4 separate regions of the Homo sapiens genome follow, and all the other regions are linked to region 2. A link is a loop called in an ENCODE intact Hi-C map of the cell type or tissue named here. Cell type or tissue: PC-9. All regions are shown on one strand.

Evidence for each region. Hi-C counts contacts between places; a loop is a spot of excess contacts. Peaks named below come from ENCODE experiments on the same cell type or tissue, not always from the same donor. Only the 100,000 strongest peaks of a DNase experiment are listed, where the experiment ranks them.
Region 1: it touches region 2 in a loop (9-fold over the local background); 3 of 110 quality-filtered maps call a loop at or near these places.
Region 3: it touches region 2 in a loop (23-fold over the local background); 4 of 110 quality-filtered maps call a loop at or near these places.
Region 4: a loop joins it to region 2, with 3 times the contacts of the local background. A loop is called at or near these places in 2 of 110 quality-filtered maps.

The regions. Positions count from the first base shown.
Region 1 is chr13:73,134,997-73,142,996 of GRCh38, forward strand. No RefSeq gene overlaps it. Among named protein-coding and RNA genes, the nearest start is that of KLF5, 80 kb to the left of the region's middle. In PC-9, no CTCF peak of the experiment used is centred here; DNase peaks (open chromatin) are centred at 2,025, 3,505, 3,855 and 4,045; H3K4me3 peaks cover 2,586 bases; H3K27ac peaks cover 5,311 bases.
Region 2 is chr13:73,704,238-73,712,237 of GRCh38, forward strand. All of the region lies in intron 7 of KLF12 (KLF transcription factor 12), which reads right to left. Among named protein-coding and RNA genes, the nearest start is that of LINC00393, 46 kb to the left of the region's middle. In PC-9, CTCF peaks have their summits at 4,340 (motif pointing left) and 4,541; a DNase peak (open chromatin) is centred at 4,344; H3K27ac peaks cover 318 bases.
Region 3 is chr13:72,770,372-72,778,371 of GRCh38, forward strand. It overlaps DIS3 (DIS3 exosome endoribonuclease and 3''-5'' exoribonuclease), which reads right to left. Exons shown (of 21, transcript NM_014953.5): 3 at 7,816-8,000; 4 at 7,049-7,122; 5 at 5,554-5,721; 6 at 4,840-5,004; 7 at 3,575-3,688; 8 at 3,313-3,450; 9 at 2,322-2,468; 10 at 1,788-1,904; 11 at 1,424-1,525; 12 at 710-774; 13 at 533-617. Among named protein-coding and RNA genes, the nearest start is that of DIS3, 7.5 kb to the right of the region's middle. In PC-9, no CTCF peak of the experiment used is centred here; no DNase peak of the experiment used is centred here.
Region 4 is chr13:72,957,273-72,965,272 of GRCh38, forward strand. The region is part of intron 14 of PIBF1 (progesterone immunomodulatory binding factor 1); the gene reads left to right. Among named protein-coding and RNA genes, the nearest start is that of KLF5, 98 kb to the right of the region's middle. RefSeq lists an enhancer at 3,212-3,713. In PC-9, no CTCF peak of the experiment used is centred here; DNase peaks (open chromatin) are centred at 2,579 and 3,469; H3K4me3 peaks cover 1,957 bases; H3K27ac peaks cover 2,761 bases.

The sequences.
Region 1 (8,000 bases), 570 kb before region 2:
TTTCCTTGCTTTTTCACGTTTCTTATGTCCTGTTTTGATGTCCATGCATTGCTGGAAGGATCACATCTTCCAAATGTTACAGAGTGGCTTTCATAGAGAAAGGCTTTCATAGAGAAAGACTTTCATCTGCAGATGGGTCACAGTGCACTGGTTAGGAAGGGTGTGGTGGCTCTGGTTTCAAGTAGATGCAGTGGTGTAGATGAGGTGGTGAAGGTCGGATGTTTCCTTCCACTCTTTTTTTTTTTTTTTTTTTGAGATGGAGTCTCACTCTGTTGCCCAGGCTGGAGTGCAGTGGTGCAATCTTGGCTCACTACAACCTCTGCCTCCCGGGTTCAAGCGATTCTCCTGTCTCAGCCTCCTGAGTAGCTGGGTCTGCAGCAGTGTGCCACTACGCCTGGCTAATTTTTGTATTTTTAGTAGAGACAGGGTTTCACTATATTGGCCAGGCTGGTCTCAAACTCCTGACCTCAGGTGATCTGCCCGCCTTGGCCTCGCAAAGTGTTGGGATTACAGGCATAAGCCACGGCGCCCGGCCTTTCCTTCTATTCTTTATGTGGCTATCCTGAGTTTCTGTGCTCTACAGGGTTTCTGCCACTCCTTTGATATACTCTGGTACTCTCCTTTAGTTATTTTCATCAAAATATAGTTACTTATTTGTTGTTTTGTTTTGGCTTTGCTATGGGAATAAGCACTAATGGCTTCTGGTTGGCCACCTTGCTAATGTAACTTTCTAAATCTTATTCTACTAAAAGACTAGCAAATTTTATATCACTTTATTTTATTATTATTATTTTTTGAGACGGAGTTTCACTCTTGTCGCCCAGGCTGGAGTGCAGTGGCACAATCTCTGGTCACTGCAACCTCTGCCTCCCAGGTTCAAGTGATTCTCCGGCCTCAGCCTCCTGAGTAGCTGGGATTACAGGTGCCCGCCACTATGCCCAGCTAATTTTTGTATTTTTGGTAGAGATGGGGTTTCATCATGTTGGCCAGGCTGGTCTTGATCTCCTGACCTCAGGTGATCTGCCCGCCTTGGCTTCCCAAAGTGCTGGGATTACAGGCGTGAGCCACCGTGCCCGGCCTTATATAACTTTTATAGAAATTTAAATGAAGCTTGTTAAATGAAGACTTTTAAACATTTAAAACTGCATTTATAATTTAATATTTGGGCTGGGCATGGTGGCTCACGCCTGTAATCCTAGCAATTTGGGAGGCTGAGGTGGGCAGATCACTTGAGGTCAGGAGTTCATGACCAGCCTGGCCAACATGAAGAAACCCCATCTCTACTAAAATACAAAAATTAGTCAGGCATGATGGCGGGTGCCTGTAATCCCAGCTACTCTGGAGGCTGGGATTGGAGAATTGCTTGAACCCAGGAGACGGTGGTTGCAGTGAGCCGAGGTCGTGCCACTGCACTCTAGCCTGTGTGGCTGATCGAGACTCCATCTCAAAAAACAAAACAACAACAAAAACAAAAACAAAAATAATTTAATATTTGTGATTTTCCTATTAAATGCTACAGTTGCATGATTTATTTATTTATTTATTTAGAGACAGGATCTCATTCTGTGCCCAGGCTGGAGGGCAGTGGCACGAACATGGCTCACTGCAGCCTCAGCCTCTCCAGGCTCAGGTGATCCCACCTCAGCCTCCCAAGTAGCTGGGACTACAGGCACACAGGAACATGTCTGGTAATTTTTGTATTTTTAGTAGAGATGGGTTTTGCCATGTTGCCCAGGCTGGTCTTGAACTTCTGGGCTCAAGCGATCGGCCCACCTCAGCCTCCCAAATTGCTGCGATTACAGGAATGAGCCACTGTGCTTGGTCATTTCTCTACATAATTGGAGACTTTTTTAGGGCTGGAAGGTGCTTATGCTCTGTGGACAAGATTATATCTCAAAATATTTTTTCCTCTACAGTCATAGCTGCATGTGTGTGGCTAAATGCACTCTTGAAGACTCTGAGACTCTGTGATCCTATTTGTAGTAGGAGTGGTTTCAGATTCCTAAACTCTGATTTCAAGAGCTGTTTCCTAATTCTTCCATCTACTCCACCTGCTTTCAGCACTTGATTGAATTTTGCATGTTGTTGACTCTTAAGACACTTAAATGTCCTGCACTCTATTGGAGCTAAAGACAATTGTACTCGAGAGGTATTTGCATTCTTTTTATATTCTTGCTTTCTGTTAGGACCACAACCCTCCCAATAATCTAAGGTCGTCTCATCAAACTCTGGCTACCCTTCAAGACTTTGTCTTAATAAAGTCACAATTTCAAAGGTCATTCTAACGATTTAAACTAGATAGGTTCTTCTGTGTTTCCTGGTCGTCTCTCTAAGCCTGGCTGGCTCTTTCTTATTTTTTAGGTCTCAGCTTGAATGTCTTATCCTCACAGAGCTCTTCTCTGATTGTCCTTTGATAAGGATGGGATCTTTTATTATTTCATATCATGGCACTTGTTAAACAATGTTCTTCACACTACATAAAGTAATTTGGGGATTATTTTGTCTACTTGTTAGTTATCTGTTTCTCCCACTAGAATGCAAGCTCCGTGAGAGCAAAGACTAGTCTTTTTAAAAATTAATAGTTTATTTTGAAATAACTTCAGGGTCATAAGAAATTGAAATGATAGGCTGGGCGCGGTGGCTCACGCCTGTAATCCCAGCACTTTGGGAGACTGAGGCAGGTGGATGAAGTGAGGTCAGGAGTTCAAGACCAGCCTAGCCGACATGGTGAAACCCCATCTGTACTAAAAATACAAAAAATTAGCCAGGCATGGTGGCCGGTACCTGTAATCCCAGCTACTCGGGAGGCTGAGGCAGAAGAATTGCTTGAACCCAGGAGGCAGAGGTTGCAGTGACCTGAGATTGTGCCATTGCACTTTGTCGCACATTGCCATGGGCGACAAAAGCAAAACTCTATCTCAAAAAAAAAAAAAAAAAGAAATTAAAATGATAATATAAATACCTCTATGTACCCTTTATCTAGTTTCTCAAAAGAATTACATTTTTATATAACTATTGTACATTATCAAAATTCAGAAACCGACATTGATATAATACCATTGTTTAGACTTATAGGACCTTTCTGATGTTTCACCAGTTTACATACACTTGTGTGTATGTGTGAGTGTGTGTGTGCACATATGTGTGGTTCTACGATCTTGTACCCCTTGTACAGGTTCATGTATCCACCGCAATTGGGACATAGAACTGTTCCATCTCTGCAAAGACACTCCTCTTGCTGCCTCTTCATAAGCACTAGTTTGTCTTGTTCACTTTTGTCCCCTCAGTGCCTTGCTTAGTGCCAGGTACATGATCGGCACCAAATAAATATTTGTTGAACGTACCAGTATGTAGCCAAATATTCCGGAATTTGTTTAATTTGTTTGGATAAAGGAGTATTAATCTGTTATTGAACTTTGGTTACTAAGAGGCTGTTTGAGGAGAAAAATGTCATCAAACCCCATCTCGTTATGACTAATTTGCAAAGAATACAAAAAATCCTCAGCTACCAAATCTCAGAGTTGTTGCAACACTAATGAATCCAAATCTTATAATCCAGCCTTTGCCAATGTGGAAAGGCTAAAAGTCTTGAAAGGAGAGCAAAATAGATACTATATATATGTGTGTGTGTATGTGCGTGTGTGTGTATGTGTGTATGTAAATATATATATATATGTTTTTTTCTCCAAATATTGAATGTGAAATATCATTTCAACATACTCTGGAATCCGAACTAGCAAACGAAGGCAGCCTGACCAAGAATGCTGTGCTCCTGTGCCGCCAGGCCTCCTTCCTCCTGGTTCCGATTACTAATACTGTCCCAAAGTAAACAGAAACTTGACCCTCCATTAACTTGCTGTAGACTGCCTACAATAACATTTCCCCTAATGGTACTAGGGGGAAATCGACGACTCCCGAAAGATATTTGCACATTGCTGGAGTTTCTTGACCTTAAGATATCTTTTTGGAAGCATTTAAAGAACTAAGGAAAGAAACTGCCCTTTAAGTAGACCTTGTGACAGAAGTAGGTGGGAAAATAATGACACTGCATACCAAACCTTACCTTTGCACAGGATAACTCCCTGACAAATGCTATGGCAAACATGCTGTAAGAATACCATCATATTCATTCACCTCTTTTGTGATAAGAAAGGCTATGGATTTGATATCTTGAAAACCTTTGTTTTGCAGGGTTTGCTTTAGCAGCTCGCCTCTTACTCACCATGTATAGAGACTGAATTACTTTGGAATCCGTTTTCATTTAGTGACTTGAGGTAGAGCATTCAGTGTATTTTGTGTTAGAAACCACAGGTGGGACCTGTTTCTGTAAATGATTTATTTCCAGGGATCTGTTCCTTTAATTGATTTCATATTTACTTAAGAAAGTTCTTTCTTTGCTTGCCTTGTCGTCCCCCACTGAGAGCTTTTGTAAAGTGCGTGGCTGTCATAAATAGGCTGCTTCCTTCCCAGCCCAGTCATTTCTCTGAGGTTTACCTGTCTTTCTTTTATTCTTTTTTTTTTTTTTTTTGAGACGGAATCTCGTTCTGTCGTCCAGGCTGGAGTGCAGTGGTGCGATCTCGGCTCATTGCAACCTCTGCCTCTTGGGTTCAAGTAATTCTCCTACCTCAGCCTCTTGAGTAGTTGGAATTACAGGTGTGCACCACCAAGCCTGGCTAATTTTTGTATTTTTAGTGGAAACGGGCTTCACCATGTTGTCCAGGCTGGTCTCAGACTCCTGATCGTGAGTGATACACCTGCCTTGGCCTCCCAAAGTGCTAGGATTTACAGGCGTGAGCCACAGCACCTGGCCTACACGTCTTTAAATGGAATCTGGGCACCATTTCATAAGGATTTTTCTTTATGTTCTATTTTTGGGTAATAACCTGTGGCTTGGGAAGGCTTTAACCCGTACTCAGTCAGCTTTGTAACCCCCCTCCCCATAGTAGTCATAACAATAACAACAATCATCATAATTACTAATATGGACTATTGGTATATTCTTGATCTTTTTTTTCTTTTTCTTTCTTTCTTTCTTTTTTTTTTTTTTTAAATGAGACTGTGTCTCACTATGATGCCCAGGCTGGTCTTGAACTCCTGGGCTCAATCGATCCTCCTGCCTTGGCCTCCCAAAGTGCTGGGATAATAGGCATGAGCCACTGTATGTGGCCTTTTTTTTTTTTTGGAGATGGAGTTTTGCTCTTGTTGCTCAGGTTGGAATGCAATGGCTCAATCTTGGCTCACTGCAACCTCTGCCTCCCAGGTTCAAGCTATTCTCCTGTCTCAGCCTCTCGAGTAGCTGGGATTACAGGCACATGCCACTACACTAGGCTAATTTTTGTATTTTTAGTAAAGACAGAGTTTCATCATATTGGTCACGCTGGTTTTGAACTCCTGACCTCAGGTGATCTGCCCGCTTTGGCCTCCCAATGTGCTGGGATTACAGGCATGAGCCACTGTGCCTGGCCTTTTTTTCTTTTTTAAAATAGAGATGGGGTCTTACTATGTTTGACAGGCTGGTCTTGAACTCCTGGCCTCAAGCAATCCTCCTGCCTTGGCCTCCCAAAATATTGGGAATACAGGCATGAGCCACTGTGCCCGGCAGTATTCTCTTATATGAATTTTAAGTAAAGGCATCTTTAGGGATTTTTGCAAGTTTTGTTGATTGTAAAATCCAATCTAAATAAAAACAGTGTGATTGCTGTGAAAACTCAGCTTTGGGACAAGCCATGTGCCTGACCTCCCAACCATATTGCCTGCTTTAAACCATTCTGAAATGGCTGCTGGATATAAAATCTGTGGCAGAAAGTCTTTTAGCTGGGAGGTCATAAACCCAGAGTGCCTCAGTCTCTCCCATCTTTAAGTAACAGGGATTCCAAGATCTTAAAGTGATTCGTGTGTGTTTAGTCTCAGTTCACACTCTGGCAGTAAGGCAGGGACAGAGCATTCTCTCTGAGTTGGAATTTTCAGCTCCATGGAGGAGTCCAGTCCCAGGGACGAGAGTCTGGAGGGGGGAAGTCCCCATCCTGCACCTTGCCTCCCTTCCTCAACAGCAGCTGGAAGCTGTTCAGTCCTTTCACAACACCTTTTCTCTTCCTATAAATAGAAAAATGCTTCTTTTCTGTGAAACAATATTTAAGAAGCACCTGGGTTGTCTTAAGCTTATTTAAAAGGAAGAGTGGGTTTTGTAAGGAGAGGAAAACCAAAGCCGAAGGTCACCAGGCCAAAAGACAGCTAAGGAAGAAAACTGCCTCCCAAAGCTTCTAGCCATTTCTAGCCACTGACCTCCATTTGTATCCAGAGCTCACGACACAAACACCTCCAGCTCAGAACCTCTGGCTGTAGTCTGTGTTGACCCAGAGAACTGAAGGGAATCATTGATTTTCAGATTTGTTTAGGAAAAGCTACCATGCAGGGGAAACCCTGCTCAGCCTTCCAGGGAACTTCGAGAGCCAGGGACTGGGGTTGCATGACTTAGTCAATTAGATATGCTTTCCCAGGCTGCTGTTGTTTCATTTTGTTCTTATCGACATGAATATTTGTCCAAATGTTGCTTTCTGCTTTACCCTTGCCTCCGAGGAGGGAAGCATTGTTAATGGAGAGGGCAGACCAAGGGCAGAGAATTGCTCATTTTTCTGCATCATGGAAAATATAGGATGTGCAGGAAACAAATCCTTTCAACTGGCTTAATCCTTTCAGTGAGGTTCATTTCAATGAGCTCCATTGTATTCATTCCTTATTCAAGCAAGATAAAAATAGAACACTTAGAGGACTATGTCTATAGAAACAGAGTGAAATGGAGAGTTGAGGCAATTGTCCGGATAATCCAAGCAAAAACAAATTGAAACAAAATGAAACTAACCACTGTAGAGAAAAAAGCAGCTTTAGGAGCTTGAATGATCCAGTCTAGTTCTCCACATTGTTCAAATTCACCTGCTCTGCATCTATATTTACTTTTTCTACATAGCCTGGGCTTAAGTTGTTGAAGAGTTTTTCCCCTAATATTATCTCAAGTATTACCTCAAAAAAAAAAAATGCCTTTGCTTTAAAGTATTCCTCTCTGCCCTATTTCTCAGCCAGAAAGTAAATCTCATCATAGATTTATACATGTTTTTCTATCAGACAGCATTAGGAGTATGGGGAGTTTTCTTTTTCATCTGGCTCTGTGAATTCCCTTTAGCAGGGATTTAAGGGCTGGAGATGGTTTATCTACACACTCACATGTTTTAAACCTGTTGCTTTCTGCTTGGCTAAGTGCCTGTCATGTGTGTTGGTTGCCAACACAACAGCTTGGCTCATTTAGAAAAGCAAGGAGCCCAATTTCCTCCGAGATAGCAGCTGGTAATATTCCACTGGATGCTAGTGAGACACTATGCGACTCCGAGACAGTGTCTTGGCCAGGGTTCTCCTTAGCCTGGCTTCCCACATCGAGGGGCATGACTTGCCTCTCAGGTTAGACTCCCGACCTTGTTGTTTTAATGGCACTTCTCTCTCTGTCCCTTTTACTCGGACTCAAATCTTTTCATTCATTCACTCATCTGATTTTTCCCTCTGCCTCTTTCCCAATATAACCAGTCACCGAGTGCTGTGGATTCCTCTTTCCCAAAGTTTTCCTCATTTTAAGCTTTATTCATTTTTCCCCGTTCCCTGAGTTTGAGGTCTTCTTTTCTTTTCTTTCTTTTTTTTTTTTGAGATGGAGTTTTGCTCTTGTTGCCCAGGCTGTAGTGCAACGGTGCGATCTCTGCTCACTGCAACCTCCGCCTCCTGGGTTCAAGCAATTCTCCTGCCTCAGTCTCCTGAGTAGCTGGGATTACAGGCATGCGCCACTATGCCTGGCTAATTTTGTGTTTTTAGTAGAGACAGGGTTTCTCCATGTTGGTCAGGCTGGTCTTGAACTCCCGACCTCAGGTGATCTACTCGCCTCAGCCTCCCAAAGTGCTGGGATTACAGGTGTGAGCCACCACACCCAGCCAGTCTTATCTTCTTATCCCTCCTAATAATCC
Region 2 (8,000 bases):
AGTCTCTCTCCTAAGCGCCAGAGAGGGAGACAGGACATTTCCAACTGGTGGTCTGAAAGCATCTTCAATATGAGCAAAACTTGCTCAGCATTTGCCACCTAAACATGTTCCTCTTCCGGTTTTTCTGGAAAAACAGTAATTCCATCTACTCAGGTACCAAATCGTCAATGTCTCCAGTTGGAGAGATTTCTTGGACTCTTCCCTCTGTGTGACTCCCTGCCTGCCCCACTCTGATAATTACATCTGCCAGTTCTGCCTTCTAAAATCTATCCAGCAATCCTCCCAGTTTATCCCCACAGTGGTGGTCTACCTTGCTTTAGGTCCTTTCCACCTTTTACCAGGACCAGTTTCTAATGATTCTGTTTCTCCGTCTTGCCTCCTATGCACACCAATTTATTGTCCATGCTGTAGAGAAAGAAAACTTTTTGAAAGATAATCTGATCATGCCACTTGTTGGCCCCATAGTACCCTGAGACACTCTCTTCACACCACGCTGTGATTGAAGGTTTTCCTCTCTGTCCGACTCAGCAGTGCCGACTCAGCAGTGCCGTACTGTGGATGACTTTGAGCCTTCTTACCACTGTATCCCCAGGGCCTAACACATTAGTGCTGTGTGCTAATAAAGACTTGTTGATCAAAGGAGTGAAACTACTTTAATTTAAATACTTTGTTCTTTTAAAAATAGAACATAGGAGGGTCAACATAAGAGTAATCTATTTTGTGAGACAAAGAGAGTACACTGTTTACATTCTATCTATTCTATAATGTTTTCTTGTCTAATGAATTAGAATACATACTTTTGAAAATAAAAATATATTTGTGAGGTATCATTTAATACTAGTGCCACTTACAGTTCTAGTCTGCAAACAAATATTTTGTTTTAAACCTCTGAAATTAGTAACGTGTGACTGAGCCTTGTATTCTGTTGCTCAAATGAGCATTATTTTAACATTTAAAATATATCTCTTACAATTGTATTATTCTTAGTTATGGAGATTTTTAATTGAATTATCATAAGCATTATGAATCAACATTTTATTTATTTATTTATTTTGAGATGGAGTCTTGCTCTGTCGCCCAGGCTGGAGTGCAGTGGCATGGTCTCAGCTCACTGCAACCTCTGCCTCCCAGGTTCAAGCGATGCTCTTGCCTCAGACTCCTGAGTAGCTGGTACTACAGGTGTACACCACCATGCCCAGCTAATTTTTGTAATTTTAGTAGAGATGGGTTTTGCCATGTTGGCCAGGCTGTTCTAGAAGTCCTGACCTCAGATGATCCTCCCACGTCAGCCTCCCAAAGAGCTAGGATTACAGGTGTAAGCCAATGTGTCCAATCCTATTTTTATATATTCTTTAATGATGAATCTATGTTCTATCAAAATACAATTCCTTATTGTCTTTAATAATTCCATTAAAACCACAAATTTTATATTAGTAGTTAATTTTACCATTTAGGATATGACCAACACTCAAATCTAGTTATTCTTAGGCAGAATGAGAGAAAGTAGAAAGACTGAAGATATTATTATTCCATACCTTTTATATAACCCAGCTTTGATGGATGTATGGATAAAATGAAGCCAGAAGCAAAGGAAGGAGAATGATGTCACAAAGACACGATAAAGATCCCATGGCGGCCGGGTGCAGTGGCTCACGCCTGTAATCCCAGCACTTTGGGAAGCAGAGGTGGGTGGATCACAAGGTCATGAGATCGAGACCATCCTGTCCAACATGGTGAAACCCCGTCTCTATTAAAAATACAAAAATTAGCTGGGCGTGGTGGCACACACTTGTAGTCCCAGCCACTTGGGAGGCTGAGGCAGGAGAATCACTTGAACCTGGGAGGCAGAGGTTGCAGTGAGCCGAGATCGTGCCACTGTACTCCTCTAGCCTGGCGACAGAGTGAGACTCCATCTCAAAACAAACAAACAAACAAACAAACAAAACCAATGGCATCTTTAACTTTGCACTGTCATTGATAATTTATATGCTAACACAAACAGAATTATGAAACACAACTCATTTAGTTATTTATTTAAATGAGGTAATAATGGATAGGTTTAGAAGTCTTTTCTAAATATAGGAAAAAAGATCAACTTATTTTTAATTGATAGGTTTAGAAGTCTTTTCTAAATATAGGAAAAAAGATCAACTGTTTTTTAAATAAAAATAAGGTAAAACTTTTAAAACAAAATTTGTTCAACTATGTACAGAATGGTTGCCTACATTCCAATCATTGTAAATCTTAAGCATGTGTGTCTAAACAGTAACTCTCCATGATAGGTTAAAATGACTCTCTTCCCCATTGATGAAAATAAGTGCTACACCTGCAAAACATTTTGTTACCAATCCAAATTTTTTGTTTTCCTTGTTGGAGGTGGCACTGAAACATGCTTGTCTGCATAGGCAGGTGATGCTTGCTGCATCCCCCCAGTCAGGACCAATGACCCCTTCAGTGCTGCTGTAGCAACCTGCATAGAGCTCGCTCAGGGCTTTCCTATTACGTATTATTTTATATGCTGGATATGTGTGAATGAGGCTGTCTCTCCCACCAGATTTAGGACTCCTTGCTGTCTTCATTTGTACACAGCACCCATTACATTCAAAGAGCTGTGTGCCAAACAAGCACTCAAGAGCAGCCTATTTAATTTTATTTAATGATTAATGCTTTTGGTCCACATCTTCTCACTGGCTTCTAACAAAATTTTAGTAGACTATGGAGAAAGACCACTCTATGTTAATTAAAGCCTTAAAAACAGATTAAAGTCTCTTGCTCTCTCATTACTTTACCGTCCCTGAAGGGCTGATGCTGAACAGGTAGGTACTGCTGGGTAGACATGCATAGGAGCACGGTTCCAGTGAAGAGAGAAGACTCGTAGGTTATCAGCAAACTAGTCTGAGACCAGATATAAGGAAAAGCATAGGCTCGAGAGAAACCAGAGTTTCAATCCTGGCTCTACTGCTTTCCTAATACCTGCCCATGTCCACGTGCCCTAACCTTGCTCCTTTCCAGGGATTTACATGTGTGATGAGTATATGTAAAGCACTCGAAGAGGTATGTTTGTGTTCAAAGGTAAAAAAGAAAACCTGAGATTCACACAAGTAGTTTGTCTAAGTTCACTAACAAGTTAGGGGCCAAAGAGATTGAAACTTTTGTCTCTGGACTTCAAGTTTGGTGATATTTCTATTATATTTTCTAATGTCTCAGCAGTTACCAATATAGCTCATATTCATGAGCTATTTGATCAGGACTTACAAACAACTTACGGGGAGAGGATTTTTCCTTGAAAAATGTCAGTGTGCTCTTAAATGATTTATTATCTTGGCATCACTAAGCACTATGCTTTATCTAACAAGGAACCTAGATGGGGGGGTCTGAAATGGAGCTTTATGTGGAATGAGCTATTTAATTAATGAATACAGATGTGAAGTCATGAACAGCAGCACTCACTCGTCTGAAGTTAAGATCTAGCAACCACAAGCACCTGCGAACAAAAGGCCACCAGGATGCACAGCTGTCACAAAGCCCCTGATTTTCTTTGTAGGAATATCCTCAAACCACTTCAGAATCTCATCCAGTAAATGAAGATGAAGATTCAAATTAGAAGCAAGAAATACTGGAATAGCAGCAAGAAATGATGAGGCAAGTAAGAAAGTGAGAAAAGACAGAATCTGCAATCATTTAGGATCGCTATGTGTGGAGGGGCGTGTGTACATATGTGTGTGTGCATTCCAAATATGTAATCAAATATAATTAATGGAATAAACATGTAATAGTATTTGATATTAATTACAGAGACTTCATTCATCAAGAGAAAAATTATTAAATAATGTGTGGTTTCATAAAGGTAGGGAAGATCATACTCTGGAAACCATTAAATCAGAATTGCTTAATATTTTTAAGTGTCTATATGAATAAACTTCCTTAATGTACAAAATTCAGATATGAATAATTCCTAAGAAATGTGACTACCTTAAGTTTACTAATTTTTAAGGTTAGAGGTGTATGGCTTTCATATGAATTAAAATGAATATTATACAGGATTACCTACTGGGCCTCACAAATTTATCAGAGAACAGTATGTCAATTGGGGATAGAAAATATTTCCAGATTCATTTGAACAGACTATTTTTACATATTGTAATTCCTTTGCAAAAAAAATTTGATTTTATCTTTATTTTGCCTTTTAAAAAATTCATCATTAAATTGTAATATTCTGCAGAACACTGATAATGTCAGTGTCATTGTTCCATTTTAATGTCATGTCATACATACTGTTAGAGTTCTAGTTTCTCTTCAGACCCTCTTCTAGACTAGACCCAACATCTGGTTCTGGTGCACCATCTAGTGGCTGTAGGAATCACTGATGCCTGAATGTTACTTGCTTTTACTGCATTGTAGAAATTACTAGAGCATTTATTTTTTAGAAAATAGTGAGAATTCTAAAAGGCAAAACCAAATTCACAAAATTATTTTCTTCTAAAATTCAAATGCAAATCAGTTAATAAGCAATAGAACTCTTAACGTGAGGGAATCCATAGTGCATAATTGTTTTGTATAGCACATATTTAAATGACCATATTAATTTAAATGGCAATGCATACTCATTTAAGTACTAATATTTATTTGTGAATATGCATATTTATTTAAATACTCTGTAAACTGCTTCATGTACAGAGACCCACAATTTAGACAGTGGATATAAATAATTAACCTGCTGACAATAATGTGTATGTGATGGCTGAGATATATTTTTTCCTTTTTTTGACATGCCTTAAATGATTAAGCACAAGCAGGCATTAATAAACTCATTCAAAAATACTTGGTCACATCTTCGTGTTATTATCTAAACTGTACACTCATGAAAATATACTTATTTTTAATTTAGAAAGGCACTCCTCAGCATTTCTTTTTCTATTCTAAATTCTTTGCTAATATCTAGAAAATGTACCTCTTTCAAATACCTACAAATATGTTTAAGTTACTAAGTTGTAAATAAAAAGATGACTGATCAGGTACTTATATGGTACAAAAAGATGAAGCATTAAAGGCAAAATTAACTTTCTCAAAGCAAGTTTCTCACTGATACTTACTCCCCTCCCATAGCGTGCATGGCTCTCGTAAGTCAACTGGTATAATCCCAAATTCCAAATTAATTGTTGGTCACACACAAGTAACTTACTCAATATGCCTGAAGCAAAGGTAAGGCTAAGAAGATGTTTACTAAGAGCATGCAAACCAACCTGATTCCCTATAGAAATAGTTTTGATTTCATTTTGAACACTGTTACAAAATCTTATACATAATTATAAATCAGAAGTCAGGATGGGCTCATTTTGAACTAGTTACAGAAAAATCAACCAAATTTCACTTTTTTTCTTTCTAAAAATAATGTTATTTGACTGATAATAGTTCAAGGAAGCCATGACTGCACATAGTAACTATCTCTCTGCTAAGTGGATGAATGGATTTGACATATCTTGGTTTTGGGCAGGTATTTCACAAGGACATTTAGATTTAACTGTGAGGCAGAGAAATGTGAGCTGGAAACAGGAGAGCTAGGTGGATTCTGGCTACTGTTTAAAGAATTAAGACCTATCTGAATGGAGGCCTCTCGGATCATGTCTTAGGGTTTTTTCCTTGAACGCATCCCATTCAATACATTCATCAATTACCTGGCACAGATGAAGAAGCTGAAACAGACAGCAAAAATAATGAAAGCAAAGTGGGTAGGGAGAACTTTCAAGTCATTTCAATTTATTAGAATAATGGGCCCAAATCAAGAAAATGAATATAGAATAATTATTTCTTAGACTTGAAAAAGTATGTGCAACCTCAGAATAATGATTCTGTCCTGTATTTCCAGCCTGTGCCTCAACACTTTCAGTGATAGGGAACACACTACTTCCAAGCAAAGCCATCATTAAGGGACAGCTCCAACCACACATACAACATGGCATGTTTAGGTTTAAAAGAAATCTATTATAGGTACAAGGGATAGACAAGATACAGTTGTTAGCAGTTTTTGATTTAGATAACCCAATAGAGTAAACTGCTAAAAAAAACTTAACACCATTTTTGCATATACAGGCATATCTTATTTTCCTGCACTTCACTTTATTGCATTTCGAAGATATTGTCTGTGTGTGTGTGTGTGTGTGTGTGTGTGTGTGTGTGTGTGTTTACAAATTCAAGTTTTGTGGCAATCCTATGTCAGGCAAGTTTACTGGCGCCATTTTCCCAAGAGCATGTGCTCACTTTGCATCTTTGTGTGATACTTGGGTAATTGTCACAATATTTCAAACTTTTAAATTATTATTATATTTTGTATGGTGATCTGTGATCAGTGACCTTTGATGTTTCTACTGTAATTGTTTTGGGTTCGATGAACTGTACCCAAGACGGCAAACTTAATGGATAAATGTTGTGTGTGTTGTGACTGCATCACTGACCAGCTGCTACCCCATCTTACTCCCTCTTCTTGAGCCCCCCTATTCCTTGAGACACAACAATATTGAAATTAGGCCAGTTAGTAACCCTAAGTGTTCAAGTGAAAGGAAAAGTCATACATCTTTCACTTTAAATCAAAAGCTATAAATGATTATGCTTAGCGAGTCAGGCACTTCGAAAGCTGAGATGGGCTGGAAGCTAGGCCTCTTGAGCCAGTTAGCCAAGCTATGAAAGCAAAGGAAAAGTTCCAGAAGGAAATTAAAATGTTATTCCAGTTAACACACAAATGATAAGAAAGCAAAACAGCCTTATCGCTGATTTGGAGAAAGTTTGAGTGGTCTGGATAGAAGATCAAACCAGTTACAATATCCCCCAAAGCTAAAGCCTAATCCAGAGCAAGGGCCACTCTTCAGTTCTTCACGGCTGAGAGAGGTAAGAAAGCTGCAGAAGGAAAGTTGGAAGCTAGCGGAGGTTGGTTCATGAGGTTTAAGGACAGAAGCTGTCTCCATAACATATAAGTGCAAGTTGTAGCAGCAAGTGCTGATGTAGAAGCTGCAGCAAGGTATCCAGAAGATCTAGCTAAGATCACTGATGAAGGCAGCCATACTAAACTACAGATTTTCAATGTAGATGATATACCCTCCTATTGAAAGATGTCATGTAGGACTTTCTGAGCTAGAGAGGAGAAGTCAATGCCTAGCTTTAAAGCTTCAAAGGACAGATGGACTCTTGTTAGGGACTAATGGAGACAGTAACCTTCAGCTGAAGCCAAGGCTCATATACTATTCTGAAAATCCTAGGGCCCTTAAAGAATTATGCTAAATCTAATGCTAAATCTGCTTGTGCTGTATAAATGTAACAACAAAGCTTGGATTTTACAGCATGGTTTACTGAATGTTTTAAGCCCACTGTTGAGGCCTACTGCTCAGAAAAAAAGATTCCTTGAGAAATATTACTGCTCACTGACAATGCACCTGGTCACCCTAGAGCTCTGATGAGATGTACAAGGAGATGGATGTTTTTCTGCCTGCTAACACAACATGCATTCTTCAGCCCACGGATCAAGGAGTCATTTTGACTTTTAAGTCTTATCATTTAAGAAATACATTTCGTAAGACTATAGCTCCATAGCTAGTGATTCCTCTTGTGAATCCAGGCAAATTAAATTTAAAAACCCCTGGAGAGGATTCACCATTCTAGATGCCATTAGGAACATTTGTGATTCATGATAAGTCAAAAATCAACATGAACAGGAATGTGGAAGTAGTTCATTCAATCCTCATCGATGACTTTGAGGGATTCAGGGCTTCCATGGAGAAAGGAATTGCAGATGTGGTGGAAACAGCAGGAGAATTACAACTAGAAGTGGAGCCGGGCGCGGTGGCTCACGCCTGTAATCCCAGCACTTTGGGAGGCTGAGGTGGGCAGATCACCTGAGGTCGGGAGTTCGAGACCAGCCTGACCAACATGAAGAAACCCTGTCTCTACTAAAAATACAAAACTAGCCAGGCATGGTGGCACATGCCTGTAATCCCAGCTACTTGGGAGGC
Region 3 (8,000 bases), 930 kb before region 2:
ACTCTTCCCCTCCCACCCAAACTGAAATACATTTGTCTGTATCCACTTTACATGTTCAAAAGAGCATCTAGCTTGACTGAAAAATTCTCAAGAAGTGGGCAGGAATCTCAAATTTAGGTGATGGCAGTAGGGCTGGGGCTGGTTACTTTGGCTTGGTACTAGCTGGGTCAAGAAAGCTGGCAATAAGACTCTGGTGGCCTGTTCTGCATTCTTCTCTGAGAGTAGGTAGCAAAAGGGCCAAATGAGTTTTAGTGTAAATTTAAGTGCATCTGTACATGTTTAAGCACGTGCCCGCAGCTGGGGACTTTTTTAGACTATGTTTATATCTCAGGTACTTACATGTATATGTTTTTTCTATTTTAGGTTAAGTAAATATACATATAATTATACATAACATCTCTTTTCAAATATATAAATATTTTTATATATGTGTATATATACGTACATGTGAATCTTTAAAAAATTTATTTAGCTTTTTTCAAAAAAGTACCAAAAAGTTTAAAAATTAGAGATTAATAGCCATGAAACGAACCTTTGAATTAATAACACTTTTGGTAAACTTCGTTTTTAAGATTTCAGCATTGTGATTCATTTCCCAAATACATGAAAATGCCAGCCTGTGAAGGAAAATACAGAGTATTTGTTAATGGGAATCAGGTTAAAGTAGTAAATACAATGTCTTCAAGGAAAAAAAACCATGCAGAAATACCTGTCCACGTCACATTTTAAGGAACACAAGTTAGAGCTAAGCAACTCTGGAACCATGTCAATCCTCTGCAAAAGATAAAAATAGAACCACAGATTACTTAGCCATAACCATACATTTATGTGAGGTTCTATTCTCAAATAACATTAATTAAACAAGGAAAGAAAAGAGTGTTCTGCTTTTTGTAAATAGGAGAATTGAGAAAAGGTCAAATAAAAGGTTTGTTTCTATAAAAGCACTTATACAAAATTGTTAAAGAAGGAAAGCTATGAAGGAAAACTGGACTTCATGCCAATTAATCTAAGTTTAAGCCCTCTACACTAACGACCTAGCTGTCCTCTGAAAGTTTTAAATCTCTGGTCTGTATAAGTTTATACTTGATACCTGACACACTCTATGACTGGACCTTTCTCCAATGCTTAATATAAACTACAAGGTGTTTTTAAAATACTAAAAAAAGAAAAGAGAAACTAAATTTTTATGGAAAAAAGTATACAGAAGAACTCTGACAATAAATCACTAATAGACTAAGTTTAATCTTCCCCTTGACTTTCACAATACTTTACTTGTTATTTGAACCACTCGATAACAAAAATTTGCAATATATTTAGTGATTTAAAGCCACATTATTCCATGTATTTTTCTTAGCTAATTCATGGCCGTTTAAGAATCCTTAAGTGTCCATGACTGTTAAATTTTTAAATTCAATACATTTACCTTTTCACAAAGATACACAGTTGTTCCTCTTCTGGCTGATTCTTGATCCAAGGCATTTCCTGGCCTAATAAAATGGCTCACATCAGCAATATGAACACCAACCTTAAAAAGATAAAAATAAAAGGATGTCAATATGCTTGACTGGGTAAATGTACCTAATGGAGTTTTAATAAGATAAAGTTTAGCTAAATTTAAAAAAGACTCAGTCACCTCTACCATTTCAACTTCTGACATATGGCCAATAGCGTGCAGCTACAATTATACTTCACAAGAGTAATTAACAAGCAAATTCTATTCTAGTTCAAAAGAAAATGAACTCAGAACAGAACTATATTTAGGTAAGAACACTATTACATATGAATACCTCCAAATTTCCATTTTCGAGTTCTCGACAATGTAGAGCATCGTCTATATCAGTACATCCTGGTGGGTCTACACTACAAATACACAGATGCCTCAGGTCTTCTCGGTTTTTCATGTCCTAGAAGACATGAAATGATAAACAAATAAATTATTTCCAAAGCACAACTACAACATATTAATAGCTCTTGTGAAATCAGTAATATGTATACAAAAACAATTTAGCTGTATTTTCTTGATGACAACCACATTTCTTTTTCCTGCACTGGAGCAGAGAGACACCACGTATGATTTGTAACTAATGGTTTCCTTCCCTTTGAAACATTTAACATATGAAAGTGTCTGCCACATAGAAAAACTTACCCTTCAATGAAGAAGCAAATGACTTCTTCTATAATTCCTAAGAATGCTATACCCAACAAAATGCAGGAAAAGAGGGCCCGTGGTGTCTACATATTTAAAAACACATATAGAAATTAAACAAAACTAGGCAGGATATAATAATTTATAAAGTCACTACAAATTACTTTCAACTTACCTTTTCAGTAATGCTCCAGGGCATCTTTGGCAGAAAACTAAGAACAGCCTGTGAAAAAGGCTGATGGGGAACATCGTGTTCAAGTAACAAAACTTCTGTTTCAGTCTCTTTCTCTCCAACATCACCTAAATTTCTCACAAAGTGTCCCTGAAACCAAGAGGCATTATTAGAAACGCCTATTTTATAGCAAATTTACATCTTATCATATTAAATTCTTCAGCATTTACATATCTTCTCAGTATTCCTAAATATTCCCATAACGATTTCTGAAAAATGACCCTTTAGTAAATTAGACAAGACTTCTCAACTGATTTATGATGGAAACTTTGTAAGGGTCCAGCTCTTACATTCTAAAGCATCTATTTCTTATTAATGTTCAAGTTTAAAATGTGCTTCCAATATAATCTTTTCAAAATTTGTTGATTAGAATCTATATAGAACTCACTTTTCATAGTCATGATCAATAAAACTTATAGGTTTAAAAACTTACATAAAAGAGGCCAGGCACATTGGCTCATGCCTGTAATCTCAGCATTTTGGGAGGCTGAGGTGGGTGGATCACTTGAGGCCAGTTCAAGACCAGCCTGGCCAACACAGCGAAACCCTATGTCTACTAAAAATTAGCTGGGCACGGTAGTGCACGCCTGTAGTCCCAGCTAATCGGGAGGCTGAGACACAAGAATCGCTTGAACCTGGGAGGCTGAGGGTGCAGTGGGCCGAAATCACAGAACTGCACTCCAGCCGGGGCAACAGGGTGAGACTCTCTCTCAAAAAGAAGAAATTTACATAAAAGTAACCAAATGATTTACACTGGAATTTCATAAAATTAATTTTCAAAGTAGACATGCTACTTACCAGGTCACTTTGTGAAATATCTCTAAATTTCAGTACAAATTCTACATAAAAGTAGATTGTTTTTATTAAAAGCAGAAATACTATTCACAAAATTTTAATTAAACATCCCCACATAAAATTAATACTTTAAGCTTACATTTGGATATCTGGAATTTCTGGGCCAACCATCAATAGCAACAATAATTCTCCGTCCTTCTAATGTGGAAGCCTGTCTGGTTTCTATGCGAATTCGAGGGATTCTCTTATCAGCAGGTGTAAAGAGATGTCTTCTTGACTAGCAAAAATTAGGAATAAAGATTTTACACAAAAAAAATCTGAGGATGGAGGCAAAAGAAAGGCTATAAGTTCTATTAAATGTTTATCATTTTTTTATTACATAGTAAATGCTCTTTACTCACCTCCTTAATGTCAGACTTGGAAAGCATGCCACAATATGGTCTCCAATTCCTTTTTATTATTCCTACAACTCTACCTGTAGGCTTCAACATTTTCTCGCTTACAGCAGTCTTAAGCTGAGATATAAAAATTAAAATGTTCAGTTATATTCCTCTAAGTATTATCAGGCAATTTCCTTTCAAAATCAAAATGCATACATGGATACTAATCCATTCAGGCAGTAAATTATGACATAAGACTACAGAATGTTGATGTTTCAACATTCTAGACAAGAACATGCATGCCAAACCAAACCACAGACATTCTCTCTTGATAATAAAGTACTACAAAACAATCAAAAAGCAAAAACAAATAAATAAATATAACTGAATACGTATGTTAGAACTCAACACTTTTCAGGATTAACATGAGGATTTACTGACTAAAATACACACACAGGTCTGGGAATTAGATTAGGGTTTTAGTACTAGTTTGTACAAATTAGCTATGTGGTATGGTGACTAGTTCCCTTTGGACCTTTATTTATTAATTCTAAAGGTTCTTCCTTATAAAAAATAAAAACCCAAATAAAGAGGGTCTGCTATTAGAAATTACAAAAGTTCCTATGGTATTTCACCTCTTAACACTATCCAAAGGCCTGGACTCTCCATGGATAATTTTATAGTGAGACTCCAGAGCAATGAATATAAATGATGGAAAAAGAAGAATAAAAAACTGTTACATGCATTCCAACTATTTATAATATTGTAATTATAAAATACAGAAATAGGCCATATCAAGTAGACTTAGCGCATATCATAAGAAATAACTGAAAGTATTCTCTTCATAATAAATATGGTATCAGATAAGTTGCCCAAATATAATGGCCCAGAATTACGTCTATTATGTTAAGGGAATTTTACCTAAAGCATTTTCTAAAACATTTCCTAAAACATTACTTAAAGCATTTCAGAAAATGTTAAACACATATTTACTTAAATCTCACTAAGTCTAATAATATACTTGACTGTCACAGATTTTCAGTTTCATACTTGTATTAACTCATACTAACAGTCTGTTTGCATTTAAACCCATTTATTTGAGCAAATTAAGACAATAAAAGAAAACTACATAGAAGAGAAAAAAACCATGTGTATGACATGCGTTAAATATACAGAACTATGATTTTATGCAATAAATCTGAAAGCAATGAAACTTGTTTTCCAAAGCTGACATATTAATAATACAAAGCTACACAGACAAAAAAAAATCCTGCTTAGATTCATACCATTCGTTCTGTCTCTTCTTCTTTCTCCACATCTTCTTCATTTTGACCTTCATCATGTAAAACCACAGAAGATGGTGCTACCCACTGACTCTTGGGGAGAAGCTCCACAGCCACAATATCTTCGTGAACAGCTCTGTTTAAATGTTTAAGTCCCTGTAAGATTATCTGTTTAAAACAACAGAGGGCACGTGCCCAAATTATTTTTAATGGCAATATAATAAAGGGAAGATCATCTAACAGATATTTACATACACTCTGAATATCTCTATGGAATCTCTATTTCTCCTTTATAGATTTTCTTTCTCTATTGTGTCCCTAATTCCACAACTTTAATTTCTCAATACCAGGTAGAAAAAATGTAAGTCAGAAAACACAGGCTGTGTTCATGGCTCCATCATAACTTACACTGGTAACAAGAGACTTTGGAAAAATTATTTATGCTCTCTAAATCTCAAGTCCTGATTGGTCAAATAAGAGTACACTACCTAGTTTTTATAGGTTGGGTTGAATATTAAATGAAATGCCATGCGCAAAGATTTAAAAAACTACCTGACAAATTGTGAGCACTGCAAAAAAAAAAAGAAAAAAGTTACTATTTGCTTTAAAGTATGTGAAGCCTCATATGTTACACAAATAGTATTTACCATTAAGTGTTCATAATATATAAAATATCATCTTTATTTTAGTGTATAAGGAATTTATTTATATACTTGCCTCTTTATTTTCTTCATTGTCGCCATGAATCCATACTGTAGCTTCCAAGTAATTTTCCCTGCTAGCTCTAAATGTTCCTTGAAGGTATGTACCAGATTTTATGCCTTGCTGTAGCTTACTTAAGGGAAGATGCTCTGAAAATATTATTTTTCCACTTTCTATTTCATTCTATGAAAGAAGCAAACCAAAAGATGCCGCTAATAAGTCTTCTGTTCACTCAATACACAACTATTATTAATATCAGAGAATTTTTGAAATCTACATTATGATATACACAACTCTGAATAGGAGAGAAGATAGCAGTGTTTCTTATAGGCCAGTGCTAACAAAAACAGCTTTCTATGATGAAGGAAGTATTCATTTTGCGATCTCTAATATGGTAGCCACTAGACACAAGTTTCTCTTGGGCACTTGAAAGACAGATAGTACCACCAAGAAACTGAATTTTTAATACATATTAAATTTAAATAGTCATATATAACTAAGTGGCTACATATTAGGGCAATACTAAATCTGTATTTCAAAAATCAAACCCAACTTTTATCTTCTCATTTCCTTTTGGTTTCATAAAGTATCATAAAGGTAAGAAGGGATGACAGAAGTGTAAAGACTGGATTTATGTATAATGTCCTATCACTTAAAACCTATTTCTATAACAAGGGCTACCATTTATATTTACCATACCTATGTGCCAGGCACTAGGATGAAAATTGTATTAATGCTACAGTTATCATCTTATTTGATCCTTATAACAACACTATGAAGTTATTATTGCTAAACATTATATATTTATATATAAGAAAATGAATGCTCAGAATTTAATTATTCCCTTAGCACTCCTTCTCACATCAGCTATTGTAATGACTCCTTTACTCACCTCTCTGCCTCTAATCTTTCCTGGATAAAATGCTTAATGTTACACACTGACATGAGAGTGGTCTTACAAACAAATACCATTTCCAATCATTCTCTCCTGCTCCACCAATCCACATTCATATACCATTACTTTTTCTTAGCCTGACATATAAGGAAGGGATCTCAGAATCCTTTCCTCTTCATAGCAGCCCTTCAGGGAGATCTTTATAAATCAATTGAAAAATTACTAACCTACAGAATAAGTTCTAGGTCTTTACTATCTGGACACTCCCCTCCCTCTTCTTTCCTCTGTCTGCAGTGCCTGCCACTTCATTTGTCAGCAGCTACTCTTTATTCACAAATCAGCCATGGACTCCGTTCATTTTTTCCTCAACCAAACAGTGCTACCAGGTACCAGGCCCTACTCAGGTTAATGGGAATATATCTATTTTAGAAAGTTAACTCCTTTAGGAATGGCATTTCAATAAGCCTATGACATCCACTCCTGTTTATAACACAACTATTCCAAATCCAGCTTACCCACCGACATTCCAATTTTTAAATTTGGTAACTATATGCCTAATATTCCAAAGTGGCTATTTTAATATTTTTACTTTTCAAAAACAAAACAAAAACATACCCCTTCTTCAGACAAACAAGCAAGACGATCTATGAGTTCGGGGTTAGCAGTTAGGCTCTTTACATATTCTTCACCTGAAAAAATAAGTTTATGTTGTTTTTGATAAGTGTTTTTTCCTTAGATATGAAAAAAATGGATAGTCTTGTTTGCGACAGTATACACGTCATTCTTTCATTCATTGAGACACACTGAGAGTCTCACTCTGTCTCTCAGGCTGGAGTGCAGCGGCGCAATTACACATCACTACAGCCTAGAATCCCTGGGCTCAAGCTACCTTCCTGCCTTAGCCTCCCGAGTAGCTGGGACTATAGTTACATACTACCATGCACGGCTTTTTTTTTTTTTCCTGTAGAGCTATAGTCTCCCTATGTTGCCCAGGCTGGTCCTGAACTCCTGGTCTCAAGCAAGCCTCTTGCCCTGACCTCCCAAAGTGCTGGGATTACAGCACCTGGCCTCAATTTATTTAAAAAACAAAACCCAAAAATCTGTTGATGTGATCATACCTAAGCAGAAGCAGGGGTTCCAGTATATTTATGAGATTTCATTGCTAAACCAGTTGCAAATAGTGAGGGGAAAATTAACAGCCACTGGGCACAACATATTTAGGTTAAAAACTATGTGAAATTTAAAAATACAAAAATATCACATGAAGTTATATAGGACTACGAAAATACTAAATAGTAAAGTGAACATCTGACTATAGGCCTAATGATTATTTTTACACGCATTTGCAAACATGCACTAAGTACTTCTACATTTAGACTTACAAGTGAAAGCTGGTATTCCTTCTTCTATGGCTTTCTCTTTGTTTCTCCTGTCATTTGTTATGAAGATAACTTGCAGCTGGTTGTCTGCTGACATTTTTTTCAAATGTTCATTGTACCATTTTGCTGCTACTCGAATCGCTCTATCATTCCTGTCATTAGCATTTTCTCCCTGTTCTTGTTCTACA
Region 4 (8,000 bases), 750 kb before region 2:
CAGTCAATGAGTGGATAAAGAAAATGTGGTATGTATATATACCATGGAATATTACTCAGCCATAAAAAGGAATGAAATAACGGCATTCACACAACCTGGATGGAGTTGGAGACCATTATTCTAAGTGAAGTAACTCAGGAATGGAAAACCAAACATCATACGCTCTCACTTACAAGTCACAGCTAAGCTATGAGAATGCAAAGGCATAAGAATGATACAGTGGACTTTGGGGACTCATGGGGAAGGGTGGGAGCAGGGTGGAGGATACAAGGGTACACATTGGGTACAGTGTACACTGCTCAGGTGATGGGTGCACCGAAATCTCAGAAATCACCACTAAAGATCTTAATCATGTAACCAAATACCACCTGTTCTCCAAAAACTCTTGAAATAAAAAAATAATAATAAAATTCTAAGCCCAGCTACTTGGGAGGCCAGGATGGATCACTGGAGGCCAGTAGTTCAAGAGCAGCCTGGGCAATATAGCAAGACCCTATCTCTAAAAAAAGAAAAAAAAACTACAAAACTTAGCTGAATGCAGTGGCGCACACCTATAGTCCCAACTACTTGGGAGGCTGAAGTGGAAGGAGGATTGCTTGAACCTGGGAGGCAGAGGTTGCAGTGAGCCGTGATTGCGCCACTGCACTCCAGCCTGAGCAACAGAGTGAGATCCTATCTCGGGCAGGGGGGAAAGAAAGAAAGAAAAAAACAATTAGCCAGTTGTTGTGGCATGCACTATAGTTTTAGCCACCTGAGAGACTGAAGTGGGAAAATCTCTTGAGCCGAGGAGTTTGAGGCTGAAATGCCACCACACTTCAGCCTGGGCAACAGAGTAAGACCTTGCCTCTTAAAAAAAAAAAGAATCACGTAAGATTCTTGTTTAAAATGTAAAACAGGCTTCTAGATCCTGCCCTCAGAGGTTGTGATTAAGTAAGTCTAGAATGAAGTCCAGAAATCTGGATTTTTAACAAGCTCTGCAGTGAACTATGATTCCGCCACTGCACTCCAACCTGGATGACAAAGCAAGACCCTATCTCAAAAAAAAAAAAAAAAAAAAAAAAGGAATGCAGGGCCACAATTTGAAGTAGTAATGTTCTATAGTTCTATCTACTTCAATGACTTCAGTCATCACTTCCATGCTGGTTACTCTCAAGTATTTTAACATCCCATTCATGAATTTTCCTTACTTGGACCATACTTTGTGGATCTTAAGACCAAAAGCGGAGCTGATAATCAACTACCATGTCCTTGCTTTAATTATTGACATAATAAAATACTAGCAGAAACACTGGTAAATAGCTCTACACTAAGATCCCACTGTCCGTTCCACCACAGTCTCATCTGTCCTGTGGCCCCTCTCCTGAGACCTGCCTGTAATCCAGCGACAAAGAGGTCATACCTGAGACACAGAGTTTCACCAATATTTTAATTGGTTGAAATGTATCAGTTAAATATTACCGCTGTTAAAGATGATAATGTTAATCACGTGGGAACATGAGAGAAGGAACTGGTATTAGTAGGGAGGATTACAAGTTCAAGACGTAAAATGATTTACGTACTAATTTGGATGGAGTGGCCTACATCAAGTCCAAGATCACTAGGACTGTATTCTTCAAATCTGGCTGATTATCAGAATCTGAGACCCAACCCTGAGAAATTTTGATTCAGTAGGACTGGGGCCCACCAGAATCACTAGTAGGACCCAAAAATCACTTATTTTTTGGTTTGTTTTTCTGGGTTTTTTGAGACAGAGTCTTCCTCTGTCACCCGGGCTGGAGTGCAGTGGCGTGATCTCGGCTCACTGCAACCACCTCCTGGATTCAAGCAGCTCTTGTGCCTCAGCCTCCCAAGAAGCTGGGATTACAGGCATGCGCCACCACACCAGGCTAATTTTTGTATTTTTAGTAGAGACGGGGTTTTGCCATGTTGGCCAGGCTGGTCTCAAATTCCTGACCTCAAGCAATCCACCCACCTTGGCTTCCCAAAGTGCTGGGATTACAGGCATGAGCCACCACGCCCAGCCAGAAATCACTATTTTTTTTTACATTTTCCCCAGCAATTGAGAACATAGAGAAGTTGTACCAAAGTGTTGCCCCCCTATCGGACCTCAAGCAGGCCTTTTTCATTCCTAGCACGATTAAAAAGATTAAGCAAGGATATGTGACTGATTCTGTACAAACTACCACCACTGCTAGAAAGTATCACTTGCATATATTTTATAGACAGAAAGCAACTCAATGTTAAATTCCACTCAGCAGTATTCATTTTATTCCTGGCAATAAAGAACTTCATTTCTAGTTTCTGTGAAAGTAAACTCCCCAAGGAAAAAAACTCCACATGTAGGAAAAACATGCAGCAAAATGTAGTCACCTTTATATTAGTTTATTTGAATTTTAAGAGAAAAATTGTAATTTTAGATTCTCATCTAAGTTAAATTAGTACTTGAATCAAAAGATATAATGATGTTTTAATCAGGGGTTACTTTTCTCTGAATCATATGTACAGGTTATTGAAACAAAGGAAGAATAACACTTCTGTAAAATGTTGTGTCATGGGTTTTATCTAGAGTCACTTATTACGTATATGATTCCTGAGTCACTAATTACTAAGGCTTTCCTATAAGAAAAAGATTACTAACAATAGGCAATGTGAGCAATTGCAAAACTTTTTGAATAGTAATTATTATAGGTACAGAAAGATTTTTGAAAACTCTATTGAAGGAATTAAATTCTAATAAATTATGTTTATTTCAAACATGGAATTAGCATCACTTTTTATTCAGAGATATGTACTTTTTTCCTGACAAATGAAAATCAACTTTGGGGATTTAGAAGCCTACAAACAGGTTTATAAAGAAATGTATCTGTAACACTAACAGCATTATTATAGTATTTATTATCCAGAGTAAGGCGGTTATAGGTTTTATGTTAAAGATACCTTTTGAAAGTAAGGCTTCTGGCCCTTAACTTTGTTTATAATACTAAAACCTTTAGCCGGGCATGGTGGTGCATGCCTGTGGTCCTGGCGACTCAAGAGGCTGAAGTAGGAGGATCACTTGAGTCTGGGAGGTCGAGGCTGCAGTGAGCTGTGGCTCTGCACTCTAGCCTAGGCAACAGAGTGAGATCCTGTCTCAAAAAAATATATGTATATATTAAAACCTAATATATGTAACTACTTTCATGAAAAAATTGAACTAAAATAATTGAGACTGCTGCTGTATATTTTGTGCAACTAAAATAATTGAGACTGCTGCTGTTATGTTTTGTGCAATTGAAATTAGATTTGGTATGTTTTAAACAGCTCATTCTAGACAGAAGTTAACTGAAATTCATAAATGTTCTTAGTTATTCCCTGCCACCCTTTCCCCACACACACACTTGAACTGTTCTGCACTTTGAAACACAAAGCAACTTGTCAGTTCAGTTTATTCAGTCAGGGTCAGTTCTGTGAAAACAAAGCCAAGGCAATTGTTTGATTTAATTGACTAGACAAACTGGTTATACAGGTTAGTAGAACTTAGTTTTATTTTTGTCCAGCTGCATATTTGAATGTTCATAAAGTAACTTAGTAAAATAATAAGATTCCAGTGACATTGTAATATATTTTAAAGAATAATTACCAAAGCAAAGAAAAAAAACATTCTAAAACCCAAACTATAGAAGCTATTCATGGTATTTTTTTCTTTATGGCTCCACTTTCACTATAATGAAATGTGTTCCCCCAAAAAAGTAGCCTTCTTTTCTTTCACTATTCATTTCCTTCTTTTTTTTTTTTTAATTTTTTTTTGAAGATTTTTTTTCCTGGGCTGTAGTTAATATAACTATCAGAAAATTTCCTGTACAATTTAGATGAATAAATGCTTTTACAGAATAGTTCTCTATGTGCAAGCAGACATCCTCTAACAGTTGGTCAGCCCCCTTTTGGCTTCAGTGTCCTCCTTACCCAGCCAACCTCATGGCTGATCATTTTAACAATGTTCTCATTACTATCCTTGATTCTTTCTGCCTCCCACCATGCTTTCCACTATATCCATCCCACTGTTCCCTGCTTCTTCAGCTCCTGGGCTTCTAATCACTCATTATTTTATTAAAATGAGTGGAAAACCAAAAAATTGATATGCTAAAGTATACTCTTAAAGGTCTTAATACTTTAAAAGTATATAGATCTCATGAACATAATTCATTTGAGGAAAAAAATACAAATCATTTCTTGTCCCAGGAAAACAGTAAATCTTTAATGGAACTTTTTAGCAATTATGACAAAAAGAATGGAAAAATGTTTAAACATATATAAAAGGCTAGACGTTTATCGCCAAATAGTATCTAAAGGTCATAGAATAGTTAGGAATTCTGTCATTTTGTTTTGTGTAATAAATACCCCCTTCCTTACCCTTTCACCCTAATAATAGATATCCACCATTTTGTTGTGATTATCCAACTATAGAGTACCTTTTTCAAGAACTCATTATATACCAAAGTAGGAGCTTGCTGACACTGATAATGCTTTATTTAGTTTTGTAGTGACATACAATTACCATTTGCTTAGGAAAAAAAATAAAGAACAAAAACAAGTAAATTTTTTAAAACTATGGTTGTGTATATATAAGTTGATAAAAATCCTTTGGGAGAAAACTTTTGTCTTGTGTGTTAAGAGCATTAAATAGTCATACCCCTTAGCCTAGTGTGTCTTCTATCCTGAAAAAAAATTAACAAAGCAAATACTAACTTAAGAAAAAAAACTACAGCACTGAAAAGATTTGTTGTAATATTGTTTATGCTAACATAAATTATGTAAATTTTTATATATTGTTTATACTGACTTATAATTTATTACTATACATAGTGTAAATTATGATACATTGGCTTTGGTAGGCAGTTTTGTAACCGCTAATAATATAAATACCATACTATTAACAATCTAGAAAAATGATTCTGGTATAGGTTATGTGAAAAGGCACAAAATAAAATTGTATATAGTACACTAGCAATGAACAGTCTGACAAAGGAAATTAAGAAAACAATTCCATGTACAATAGCATCAAAAAGAAAAAAATACAGCCAGGCATGATGGCTCTGGACTTTGAAAGGCCAAGGCCAGAAGAATTGCTTGAGCTCAGGAGTTCAAGCCCATCCTGGGCAGCATAGGGAGACTCTGTCTCTATAAAAAATAAAATAAAATTAGCCGGGCATGGTGGCTCATGCTTGTAGTCCCAGCTACTCAGGAGGCTGAGGTGGGAGGATTACTTGAGCCCAGGAGGTAGGCTGCAGTGAGCCATGATGTTGCCACTGCACTCCAGACTAGGTGACAGAGTGAGTCCCTGTCTCAAAAAAAAAAAAAGGAAGAAAACATTTAGGAATAAATTAACCAAATGGACACAAGACATCCCATATTCATGGATTAGAAGATTTAATGTTGTTAGGATGATAATACTACCCAAAACATTCTACAAATTAGATTCAGTCCCTGTCAAAATCCCAATGGCATTTTTTACAGAAATGGAAAAACTGATCCTAAAATTCATATGGAATTTCAAGGAACCCTAAATGGCCAAAACAATCTTTAAAAGGAAAAACAAAGTTGTAGGGCTCAGATTTCCAGATTTCTGAACTTACTGTAAAGTTACAGTCAGCAAAACAGTGTGCAACTAGAATAAGGATGGACATAAAAACCCACGGAATATTAATAGAATAGAGCCCAGAAGTAAACACTTGCCTATATGGCCAGTCGTTTTCAACAAGAGTGCTAGGACCATTTCATGGAGAAAAGCCAGTCTTTTCAACAAATGGGGCTGGTAAAACTGAGTATCTACATGCAAAAGAATGAAGTTGGACCCTTACCTTACACCATATTCAAAAGCTAACTCAGACTGGATCAGAGACCTAAATTTAAGCATTAAAGGTATAAAATGCATAGAAGAAAACATAGGAGAAAATCATAACCTTGGATTTGGCAATTTCTGCAAAAGGACAAGCACAAAAACATAAAATAGATAAATTGAATTTCCTAATTATAAAAAATTGTGAGTTAAAGGAGATTATCAGCCGGACCCAATGGCTCATGCCTGTAATCCCAGCACTTTGGGAGGCCAAGGCAGGCAGATCACTTGAAGTCAGGAATCCGAGACCAGCCTGGCCAACATGGTGAAACCCCGTATCTACTAAAAATATGAAAATTAGCCAGGCATGGTGGCGCACGCCTCTAATCCCAGCTACTCAGAAGGCTGAGGCAAGAGAATTTCTTGAATCCAGGAGGCGGAGGTTGCAGTGAGCTGAGATCGCACCACTGCACTCCAGCCTGGGTGACAGAGCAAGACTCCATCTCAAAATAAGTAAGTAAGTAAATAAATAAGATTATCAAGAAAGTGAAAAGACAACCCACAAAATGGAAGAAAATATTTGCAAATTACATATCTAATAAGACTATATTATTAAGAATATATAGAGAACTCCTACAACTCAGCAACAACAACAAGAAAAATCACAATTAAAATACAAGCAAAAGACTTGGGAAGACTTCTCTCCAAAGAAGATATACAAATGCCCAGTATGCACATGAAATAATGTGCTTTGGCCAGGATGTGGAGAAATTGTAATCAAATTTCTTGCTGGTAGGAATGTAAAATGGTATCACCACTGTGGAACCGTTGCAGTTCCTCAAAAAGTTAAATATAGAATTACCATATGACCTAACAGTTCTACTCCACTTCTAGGTAGCTACCCAACAGAAGTGAAACAAGAACTCAAGATATACAGTATTTGTCCACCAATGTTCATAGCAGCATTATTCACAATAGCCAAACAGTGGAAACCCAAGTATTCATCAAGAGATCAATGGATAAACAAAATGTACTATAAACATACAGTGGACTATTATTTACCATTAAAAGGAATGAAGTTCTGATACATGATACAACATAGATGAACTTTGAAAACGTCACACTAAGTGAAATAAGCAGACAGCAAAGGACAAATATTGTGTTATTCCACTTATGTGAGGTATCTGGAATAGGCAAATTCACAGAGACAGAAAGTAAGATACAGGTTTCTAGGGCCAGGAGGGAGGAGAAAATGGGGAGTTTTTGTTTAATGGGTACAGAGTTTCCATATGGGCTGATGGAAGTGTTCTGGAAATAGAAGTGGTAGCTATTCAACATTATGAATGTACTTAATGCCACTGAATTGTACACTTTTCACATGATTAAAATGGTAAATTTTACATTATATTTTAAAACACATTTGTCAAAAATTTATACATAATGATTTGGATATATAAATTATGTATTTTTAAAACAAGGGAATATGAAGAAATGAAAAAATTATTGAATTATGGTGTGAATATTTTTAGTAGAAGTAAAGCTGAAATAAAAGAGTTTAACTTTTAGCTAAGTGTTTCCATTTTAAAAAGATATATTTTATGTCATATAGCTTTTCAGACCAAGACAAATACTAAGAAAATTTAAGTTTATGCATTCTCAAAATTGCTATTAATATTTTATTTAAAATTTTTTCAGCCAGGCGAGGTGGCTCACACCCGTAGTCCCCGCACTTTGGGAGGCTGAGGTGGGCGATCACCTGAGGTCAGGAGTTCAAGACCAGCCTGGCCAACATGCTGAAACCCCATCTCTACTAAAATTACAAAAATTAGTGGGGCATGGTAGCAGGCACCTGTAATCCCAGCTACTCGGAAAGCTGAGGCAGGAGAATCACTTGAACCTGGAAGGCGGAGGTTGCAGTGAGCCGAGATCGCGCCACTGCACTCTAGCCTGGGCGACAGAGCGAGACTGTCTCAAAAAAAAGAAAACAAAAAAAATTATTGTTTATAGTTGCTATTAAGAATAGCTATATTGATTCACTCTTAAAACCTTCAAATTTACACAGGAAAAGCTTTTCAGAATAATTCATGTCAAAGGAATTTCTGTACTATATTTGTGCTAGAGCATTTTGAATGATTTTATTTTGTTGTCACATTTTCTAGATTTTAATGAAACCTGTGTTTCTTTA